3 separate regions of the Homo sapiens genome follow, and regions 1 and 2 are each linked to region 3. Evidence: chromatin contacts called from ENCODE Hi-C data. All regions are on one chromosome and are shown on one strand. The core of a region is the stretch at or near the end of the contact, and the rest is flanking DNA. Distances in the headings are between cores, read along the strand shown. Region 1 holds the start of RRAS (RAS related). Region 2 holds the start of POLD1 (DNA polymerase delta 1, catalytic subunit). Region 3 holds the start of MYADM (myeloid associated differentiation marker).

Region 1 (3,156 bases), core at 93-2,592, 4.2 Mb after region 3:
ATTAGCCTGGCGTGGTGGCTAACGCCTGTAATCCCAGCTACTCGGGAGGCTGAGGTAGGAGAATCGCTTGAACCCGGGAAGCGGAGGTTGCAGTGGGCCAAGATCGCGCCATTGCACTCCAGCATGGGCTACAAGACGGAAACTCCGTCTCAAAAATAAACAAATAAAAATAAACTTAGAACCTAGAAGCCCGACCCCATAGCCGCCTCGTTCAGTACAGAGAAGTCTGAATTCCGAATCCTCTCACTCAGAGCAGTGTCCAGACTCCTATTTCCCTCCTCCCTCCGACTCAGGAGTCTGATTCTTCCTTCCTCGGATCCAAGAGTCGGTCTCCCAGACTAGTCCTGGTCTCAAGCTCTCACATACGAATTCGGGTCCCCCCAAGCCAGTGCCCTCGCTCGGATCCAGAATCCTGGGTCCCCAGCCTCTCCAATTCCTGGACCTAAGAGTCCAGGCCCCCGGCTCCCTCCTTTACCGAACCTAGTACGAAGGAACCTGTCTACCTTCCTCCCTGACACCCTCCTCCCCAGGACCCAGGAGTCCACATCTCCAGCCCCATTTTCTCCTAAGGACCCAGGAGTCTGGGCCCTCTGCTTCCTTCTCCTTCAAGACCCAGAAATCCTGGCCCCAGGCTCTTCATGACCCAGGCATCCCTACTTGGGCGAGCTGGCTCATGGATTAGGAATGCAGTGATCTCACGGCCCCTCCCTGCCCCGTTACCCTGCTGTCCCCCTCTAGGGCCCCACTCTCCTCCCAGTCTGTCTTCCGCTTGGCTGGGACAGCGGGAACCGGAAGCCTGGGTCCCTTAGCGGGCGGAGACTCTAGCTTCTAACCCAGACGCCGGGGTCGAAAGCTTGGCTAGGATCCCAGGAGGGAGGTGGAGCTACTCCTCAAAACCTGCTGCTTCCTCGGAGCGCCCTATATACGGCCGCGCGCGCGAGTCGACGAGCTCCGCCTACCATACTAAGGCCTCGGAGACGATGCCCCAAGCAGCAGTGTCACAGGGGTCCTTATTTGCATAGCCCCTCCCCTGAGGAACTTTCCGCCCCGTCTGCTGAAAGAATAAATTCTTATTAGCATAGCCACGCCCACAGACCGCCCTCCCGCTGAGAGCGCGTGGCGCCGCTCAGGGCAAAGCACAGGTCTCTCATTAGCATAGCCCCGCCTCATTCGGAATTCCCCTTCGCAGCGAACGCCGTTCCCTTTCCCTTATTAACATAGCTCCTCCCTTTCTTTGGCCCGTCCCCCTCCTTAAGTGTCCGGAGACGCGAGCCCTCCTTGCCAGAGCTCATGATTATGCAGTAGCCTCATTAGCGTAGCCCGCCCCCCCGGGTCCCGCCCGGCTCCCCCGCAGGCGGTAGCGAAGGCAGCAGCAGCGGTGGCGACATGAGCAGCGGGGCGGCGTCCGGGACAGGGCGGGGGCGGCCCCGGGGCGGGGGACCTGGGCCCGGGGACCCCCCGCCCAGCGAGACACACAAGCTGGTGGTCGTGGGCGGCGGCGGCGTGGGCAAGAGCGCGCTGACCATCCAGTTCATCCAGGTAGTGGGCCCTCACCCGGGAGGGTGTCCCCCGGGACCCAGAACTGAGCCCTTGGGGGGATCCCCGAGACCCCTTTTCCCCCTTGACCCATCACTGAGACCCTCCTATAAGGCCCTCTAATCTTAAAAGATCCCCACAGATTGTAACCTAAACTCTTGGAGAGCCTCCATCCCCTGCACGGGGGACCCTTCCTTCTGCACTCGCATCCCGAGACCCACTATTCCCTCTCCCAGTGCCTAAGACCCCGCTTACCTGCTGACCTGGCTTTGAGCACCTCCTGGGAGCATGCTAAATACAAAATACTCACCCCATTCGGACCCTAAGCACTCCCAGGACCCCCACCACGCCCTTGGTGCCACCTTCCACCACCCTGAGCCCTATCTCCCCCAAATCCCAGTCCCCAACTTCCCCTCTAAGCCATTGAGAGCCTTCCTGGGAGAATGCCAGTGCCCAGCACCTTTGAGATTCCACCACGTTCGATTCTTTTTTTTCTTTTTTTTTTTTTTTGAGACAGAGTCTCACTCACTCTGTCACCCAGGCTGGAGTGCGGTGGAGTGCAGTGGTGCGATGTTGGCTCACTGCAACCTCTGCCTCCTGGATTCAAGCAATTCTCCTGCCTCAGCCTCCCAAGTAGCTGAGACTACAGGCGAGTGCCACCATGCCTGGCTAATTTTTGTATTTTTTAGTAGAGACGGGGTTTCACCATATTGGACTGGTCTCGAACTCCTGACCTCGTGATCGGCCTGCCTTGGACTCCCAAAGTGCTGGGATTACAGGCATGAGCCACCGTGCCCGGCCCCACGTTTGATTCTTAGCCCCTTCCATGACTGCCCCCAGAATCTAGAAATTCTACCCAGACCCTGGCCCTGAGACTCTTCTGGGACTACCCAGTCCTAAGAGAGTCCTGCTCTCCGACCCGAGATTTAAAAAGACATCCTGCCCCTTGGCCATTCCAGAAATCTCCAAGACCCCAAGTCCTGACAATCCCCCATTCCCGGAGGCCCAAACCTCCACTCTCCCACCCCACCCCCAAGGAAAACCAGCCCCTCCTCCATCCCATGCTTTCTCCGCTGCAACTCCCTGAGCCCCTCTCAGAAACCCTGAATAGCTCTCAAATCATCTCCATGGAAGAAGCCCCCAGATTCTTGGCACCCCCAGAAAGATCTATTCCTTGGGAGTTTCTCTGACCCCATAAATGAACTCAATGTTTCTAAGACTGTATATACTATAACCTCCCAAAACCCCTGAGCCACCTCCGGGCTGGCTCCCAGTTCTCAGCCCTGAGCTTCTCACGCTGTGCTCTGAGGTCACGCCCCTAACTACCCCCAGAGCCACAATCCCTCCCAGGGCTTGATCCTTACAGCCTCCCTCCAGGACAAGCCCCTCACCAAGCACCCCTCTAACCGACAGATGCAGCCTTCAGACCCCTAGCCTCCACATCACCCCCTTTCCTGAAATTCCACCCCAGCCCAGGAAACCTCCTCCCCATTCCTGAGGGAGGTCCTCCCAGCTTCAAAGAAATCCTAGAAAAGTGTCTTGGCCTGACATGCTACCGCAGAGGCCCCGGGGCCCCAGGACACCCCCCTCACCCCCACCAAGAGACCCCTTCAAGGGCCT
Region 2 (3,333 bases), core at 387-2,886, 3.5 Mb after region 3:
TGATCATTGGCTCCCCAGTGCTCAGCAGAGGGCCTGTCCAAACAGCAGCTGTCAGAAACACATAAGAGAGGGAAGAGCATTTCAGGGGGAGGGAAGGAACCTCTCTAGGGGGAAGAGAGACCTGTGGGGGGGAAGTGCAGGAAGGAGGAGAAGCGGCCGTGCGTGGTGGCTCACGCCTGTAATCCCAGCACTTTGGGAGGCCGAGGCAAGTGGATCACCTGAGGTCAGGAGTTCGAGACCAGCCTGGCCAACACGGCGAAACCCCATCTCTACTAAAAATACAAAAAATGAGCTGGGCATGGCAGTGGGTGCCGTAATCCCAGCTACTCAGGAGGCTGAGGCACGAGACTCGCCTGAACTCGGGAGGCGGAGGTTGCAATGAGCTGAGTTTGCACCACTGCATTCCAGCCTGGGTGACAGAGCAAGACTCTGTCTCAAAAAAAAAAAAAAAAAAAAGAGAAGACAGTGGCAACAAGTTCCTTCAGTGGAAGGGCTGAGGCGAGGCACTGACATCGCCCTGCCCACTCCTGGCTCCGCTCTAAACCCTGCCCACTCACTCCCCCACTAATCTTTGCCTTCAGAGCGGCAACCCCAACCTGCTTCTCCCTTAGCCTTCCCCATCCAGCCTGCTGCTCAAACCACAAACCCAGGAGTCATCCTGGACTCTTCCCCTTGCTCCTACGCCCAGTCCATCAGCCAGTCCCCCTGTCTCCGCCCGCAAAGGTAACCGGAGCCTGATTCTCTGCCTGCAGGACGCTCTCCCTCCTAACAGATCTCCCTCCTTCCATTCTTATTCCTGCTACAATCCAATTTCCACTCAGTGGTGAGTTTTTCAAAACATGGGGCGAATCGTGTTGTTTCCACGCTCAAACCCTCCCACGGCTCCCCGCTGAACCTAGAATAAAGGAGAAATTCCATACCAAGTTTTACAAGGCCCTATAGGATCTAGTTCCCCATCATGACTCCGACCTCATCTGTGTTTCTCTCGTCCCCTCGGCTCCTGCTACAAATACGCCAAGCTCCTTCCACCTCAGGGCTTTGCACTTGAGGGTCCCAGAGCGGTCGATTCTGGACCACTCCAGCTAAAGCAACAGGCTCTTCGCTCATTATCACGTTACCCTGCGTTAGTTTCCTTCTGAGAGCATCTCACAGCCCCAGAGCACTGCTTTACTGATCTATTAAAACTCATCACTTGTCTACCGTCTGTCTTCCCGAGACAGGGACTTCTCTGACTTGTTCCTGCTTCCAGAAAAGTGCCTGGCACAGAGTACTCAAACACCCAGCGAATCCAGGATGACACCAAGCCCGCACGTGCACCACCCAGTCCCCCCAGCTCCTCCCGGGCCACGTCCCGCCCCACGGTGCCCGGCGCATGCGCCCCCTGCCCGCCGAGGAATTCCACCCCCACCCCGGCCTTTTCCTGCTCGTCCCCGCGCCCTCGCCCAGGAAACCCCTGGCCCCTGCCCTCTCCTGCGCGCCCCCGGGCCAAAGGGTGCCCTCGCAACCGTCTCTCAGATCTATGTGCCTGGCTGCTCAAGCCCCGTTCCCTACCAGGCCCACTGCCCCGAACTCCCTTTTTCCCCTCTACTCACCCGCTTCAAACAGCGTTTCCCGCCACAGCCTACGCCGCCGTGACCCCTGACTCCCGCGCGCGCAAGCCCAGAGCCGCGGCGCTCAGAGACGGGCCACGCCCCCGCCTGCCCAAGTGCGGGCAAGGCCACGCCCCGCTTGTTCGACTGCAGGGCAGGCCCCGCCCCCTCTCTCAGCTTCCGAAGTGGCCTCGCCCCCTTGCTGAAAAATTCCCTTAACTCCGCCTCCCCATGACCTGTCTGCCCGAAGCCACGCCCCTCCGCGCGGCTACCTTCACGACCTCGTGCGGTCTGGGCGCGCCGCGGTTCTGTTCTCTCTCCTCCCACCCTCGGGTGTTGCGCGCGCATCCTCCGCGTCCCCCCGCCCGCCTCTCGCCCGGGGCCGTGTAGGGAGCGCTGCCCCGTCGCTGCCCAGCAGCCAGCTGGTGACCTGACGCCCAAGATCCCCGCAGAGGCTGGCCGATAAGCGGTAGAGTCCTGGCTTGATCTGTTCTCCTTCATCCTAGCTTCAGTTTCCCTATACGTAAATTAGACTCAACAACGCATGATAGGGACACTTGTGGGGCGCCCGGTACACTACTCTTAGGATAAGGTGATCATTGGTAACTACTCTCACTTCCGCTGTTCCCCGCCCCAAATAAATACACCTTTAAGTTGCATCCCTCCATCCAACCCCCCTTTCGCCCTCGATTGGAATTGCTCATTCAGCTCCTTCAGGGCTGGCACAGGGGCAGGAAGGATTGGAGGAACTTCGTCGCTTCGCTCCGAACTCCTGGCGTCTCTCCTTTCAAACTTTGCACGTGCTGTTCCCTCAACTTGGAGGCCCAGCCCCCAGGCTCTTGTTTTAGGTCCCAGCGATTGCCTCTGTTGTGATACCTTCCCTGATTTCCTCTAGCCCCACCACAGTGCCACGCTCATTAAAGTCCCTATCCCCCGAGTCTTGGTAGGAGGATGGTTATCTTGTTCACAGATGTTTCCAGTGCCTAGAATTGTGCCTAACTGTAGTTAATGCTCTGGAAACATTTATTGGGTGAATGTCTCCATCTCTAGAATGGCCAACCCAGTGCCTGGCCCACAGGAGGCCTCAGCAAACACTTGTTGTTCGGACAGAAGTCCAGGTCCCCTCATTCACTTAAATCCTGTTTATCCTTCAAGGGTGAGTTCTGATTCACCTTGTCCAGGGAGGTGACCCTGAGGCTGAGGCCTCTGTCCTGAACTTTCACAGCAGGCGACACACCACCCAACACTGGGACCCTATGTGCCACCCTTTTCCCAACAGCCTGGGGACACCCAGTCCCACCTGCTCAATCAGGTTCGGGCACCCAGTGTCACTGAGGTCCCTAGAAGCCCGCGCCCTCTCCATCTTGCACTCCAGCTCCGGGCTGGATTGTATTCATATTTTATTTTCCTGTTTCTGTTTTTAGTTTTTATTAAATAAAAGCAGAGGAAGAGGAAGGCCCTGGTCTCCCGGGCTAGGGGGGAGAGCCATGGGTCCTCCCCTCCCTCTGTTCAAGGTGCACTGCGTGCTGGGCTTGAGGTGTAAGCTGGGGAGGGAGGGCAGCCGGGAAGGGTCAGTGGTCGGGACCTGCAACCCTTTCACCCCTTCTGGAAGACTCGCTGGGCAGGGAGGGAGCCTCCTGGACCTGGACTGGGGCTTATCCCAAGGGATGAGAGCCGATAGGTCTACAGGCTCGGCCCAGGGCCCCTTCCACCCTAGGAAGAGGAAGGGGTGCCGGCGTCTATC
Region 3 (2,977 bases), core at 461-2,960:
GGCTGCGGCGGACGGAACCCAGCGAAAGTGCACGCCCCGCGGGCCGGCGTGGGCGCGTGTGTGATCTTAACCCCGCGGGGGCGGGGGTGCGGGCGGCAGTGGCGGGAGAACCCTGGGCGGCGGCTGTGGAGGCGGGCGGCCCAGCCAGAGCCGGTGTCTCCGCGCCTTATAAGGGCTTCGAGTCGGCCCAGGCATCTGGAATGTGTCAGGGACCAGGAGGCGGTGCCCGGACCCCCGCCCGCCTCCGGGGCTGCCCGCCCTCTCCCGGATTTCCGGGGGGTGGGGACCCCGACTCTCAGGGTTGGAGGCCTGCATTTCTGGATCCCTATAAACATGGGCTGAGAGCCCCCCCAAGAGCATCTCTAAGACCGGAGTGGGCAGGGACCCGGGCCTCTGAGGGGCTCAGGCTCCAGGCCGGAAACTGCACGCGGTGCTGGCGTCAGGCCCGAGGCCCAGCTACGCCTCCCACGGCCTCCCTAATCGCCATTCGGGGCTTGCGGGAGCACCTGGGAGGCTCCACCCGGAGCCAGACACTGCCTGCCCCCACGCCCCTCCAGGACCCTCGAAGGAGAAGGAAATCGGGACTGGCCCAGCGTCCCGTGCTCTAGAAGGCGGGCTACTGCCCCGTCCCAAGCAGGGGAGGAGGACGAGCGAGGGCGTCACTCATTCTGTCCCCCGCGGAAGGTGGGCTAGCCGCGGAGGGGGGCGCGCAGGGGAGGGGGGCGCGCCGAGGGGAGGGGAGGGGAGGGGTCCACCCCGCCCTTAGGGCCTCCAGCCATCGCCCGAGATCAGAGCTCAGGAATGCGCAGCCAGACCCTGGAGGGTGAGGAAACACCCCTCCGGGATTCCTCGCAGCGCACCCGACTCTCCGGGCCACACCCAGCCCCTCAGTGTCCTCCCTCGTCCACTCCAGACGCCACACCCATCGCTCACGCTGAGAATCGGGCCCCGGAACCCCAGCTTCGGCTCTCGGCACCCAGAGGTGCGGGACGCAGCCCTGTCTTCTCCTCCTTTCCCAGCTCCTTCTGCACTTCGGAAGCACGGGGCTGGATCTTAACACCCCCCTCCCTCGGCCTTTCAGGAGCCCAAAGTTCCGATTCTGTCTGTCCCCTGGATGGGGAGGGGTCAGTAATTCTGAATTCCTTCCATTCTCATTCCCAAACCCAGGACACCTAACCCTAAGCGCTTCCCCTCCTAAAGGACCTCCACGTACCAGATTCCAGCCTCCAACTAGGGCACCTACGAGTCCCCATCTCTCTACTCCCGCAGACCCAGCCCCTCCTCCCTCAGACTCAGGAGTCCAGGCCCAGCTCCTCCTCCCTCAGACCCAGGAGTCCAGGCCCTCAGCCCCTCCTCCCTCGGACCCAGGAGTCCAGACCCCCCAGCCCCTCCTGCCTCGGACCCGGGAGTCCAGACCCCCAGCCCCTCCTCCCTCAGACCCCGGAGTCCAGGTCCCCTTCCCCACTCTTCCAGACGTATGACCTCCACAGTCCAGGTCCTCAGCCCTCTCCTCTGCAGAACCCCAAGAATCCTGGCCCAGCCCCAGTCTTTCTAGGGACCCAGACATTCTGAGACCCAGCCCATTCCTCTCTCTGGCCATAAAGACCCTAGACTGTTGCTTATGCCCTCTGGGGTCCCCACAACCTCACCTCAGGCAGCCAGTGGCGACTGCGGCTGAAGCAAAGACGACAGCGGCAGCTGGAAGGGTCTGAGGGCTGGGTGGGGTTGGAGGGCTGGGGAGCCAGCGCGGGCGGGACGGGGGCGGGGCCGGGGCGGGGCGCAGCTCCGGCTAGGGCGGTGGACAGGGACTTCCCCGAGTCTGGGCTATCCCAGCCCCGCCCCGAGGCGGGGCCAAGAGCAGACCACGCCCCCCAGAGTAAAAGTAGCGTGGAGCTCCCGCCCCACCCCAGTGAGCAGGGTGGAGGGCTGAGGTCACGGTTGCCGTGGTGACAAAACAGGAAGACACAACAGCTGGCGGCGTGGAGACTCCTGGGGGCTGCCCTCCTCGACACAGCCCTAGAGGAGTCTCCCGGGTAGGCCAGGGAAGACCGTTACCATAGAAACCCCGCATGTTTAGGGTTTGTTTAGTGCAGAGCCCCCCAGCTCAGGTCCCCGCCCCCGTCTCACCTCACTCCTTTCTTCCGCTCCCTTCCTACCCCCTCCTTCCTGGTCTGTTCCGCCCCCACCCCTTCCTTGCCGGATGAAACCTTAGACACCTGGGTCGCAGCGGATTGGGGGACCAGGCCCCTCAGTTCAATGGGGGGGCTAGGATCTCTGTCTCTTGGAGCCCTGAGGGAGAGCAGAATTGAGAGCAGTATTCCTGGGCTTTAGGTGGTTCTGGGCTACGATCCCTGACTGATGGGTCTCCCCAAGAAACAGAGGCTAGATTCCTGTATTTAAGGACTTGAAGGGGCGGCAAAATGCTCCCCTAGTACCCACTGGCACCGGGCGCCGCAGGGTAAGGGACTCGGGCTGGACGCAGGTCTCAGATATCACAGTGGATAGGGGTGGGGTGTGTTGGGGGCAAAATTCCTGGGAGCTAGCGCGGTAGCAGTTGGGGGCCCGGATTCCTGGGCTCCACAGGATGCCTAGGCTGAGGCCCAGATTCTTGGCTCAAAAGAACAATCAGGCCTGGGCGCGGTGGCTCACGCCTGTAATCCCAGCATTTCGGGAGGCTGAGGAGGGAGGATCCCTTGAGCCCAGGAGTTCGAGACCAGCCTGGGCAACATAAGGAGACTCTGCTCTATTAAAAATAAATCATCATGATCATCATAATAGAACCATTAAAGCTCAGACTCGGGTTTTCCGAGCAGGTGTTGCAAGCCTAGCCGCCTGGGTCTGGAAGGCAGCGATATTTTTGGCCTACATTCCTGACTCCTGGATGGAGGGAGGGACTCAGAATTTTAATGAGGATGGGGCTGGGGCTGGGGCTTGGGGCTCTGGATTCACGGATCCTGCAAGAGGGGAAGGGATCCAA

Evidence for each region. A loop is a pair of places that touch in the nucleus more often than their neighbours do. Pooled maps may share reads with other maps.
Region 1: a pooled map of heart left ventricle shows a loop between it and region 3 (18-fold over the local background). The contact joins the promoter of RRAS here to the promoter of MYADM in region 3. A Hi-C loop is called at or near these places in 1 of 37 single-sample maps with no recorded cell type and 8 of 50 pooled maps.
Region 2: a pooled map shows a loop between it and region 3 (13-fold over the local background). The contact joins the promoter of POLD1 here to the promoter of MYADM in region 3. A Hi-C loop is called at or near these places in 2 of 168 maps with a recorded cell type or tissue (CD8-positive, alpha-beta T cell and naive thymus-derived CD4-positive, alpha-beta T cell) and 7 of 50 pooled maps.

The regions. Positions count from the first base shown.
Region 1 is chr19:49,638,329-49,641,484 of GRCh38, reverse strand. RRAS (RAS related) reads left to right here and starts at 1,342. Exons shown (of 6, transcript NM_006270.5): 1 at 1,342-1,539. The coding sequence starts at 1,387. It also overlaps a transcript of SCAF1 not described here. RefSeq lists enhancers at 1-155, 156-825, 826-1,495 and a silencer at 1,216-1,605.
Region 2 is chr19:50,382,650-50,385,982 of GRCh38, reverse strand. It overlaps POLD1 (DNA polymerase delta 1, catalytic subunit), which reads right to left and starts at 1,636. Exons shown (of 27, transcript NM_002691.4): 1 at 1,593-1,636. NR1H2 (nuclear receptor subfamily 1 group H member 2) reads right to left here. Exons shown (of 10, transcript NM_007121.7): 10 at 2,595-3,333. RefSeq lists an enhancer at 402-903 and silencers at 1,623-1,712, 1,743-1,862, 1,873-1,972.
Region 3 is chr19:53,866,616-53,869,592 of GRCh38, reverse strand. MYADM (myeloid associated differentiation marker) reads right to left here and starts at 1,710. Exons shown (of 3, transcript NM_138373.5): 1 at 1,650-1,710. MYADM-AS1 (MYADM antisense RNA 1) reads left to right here and starts at 486. Exons shown (of 3, transcript NR_184033.1): 1 at 486-684. RefSeq lists a silencer at 95-154 and enhancers at 1-820, 1,930-2,905.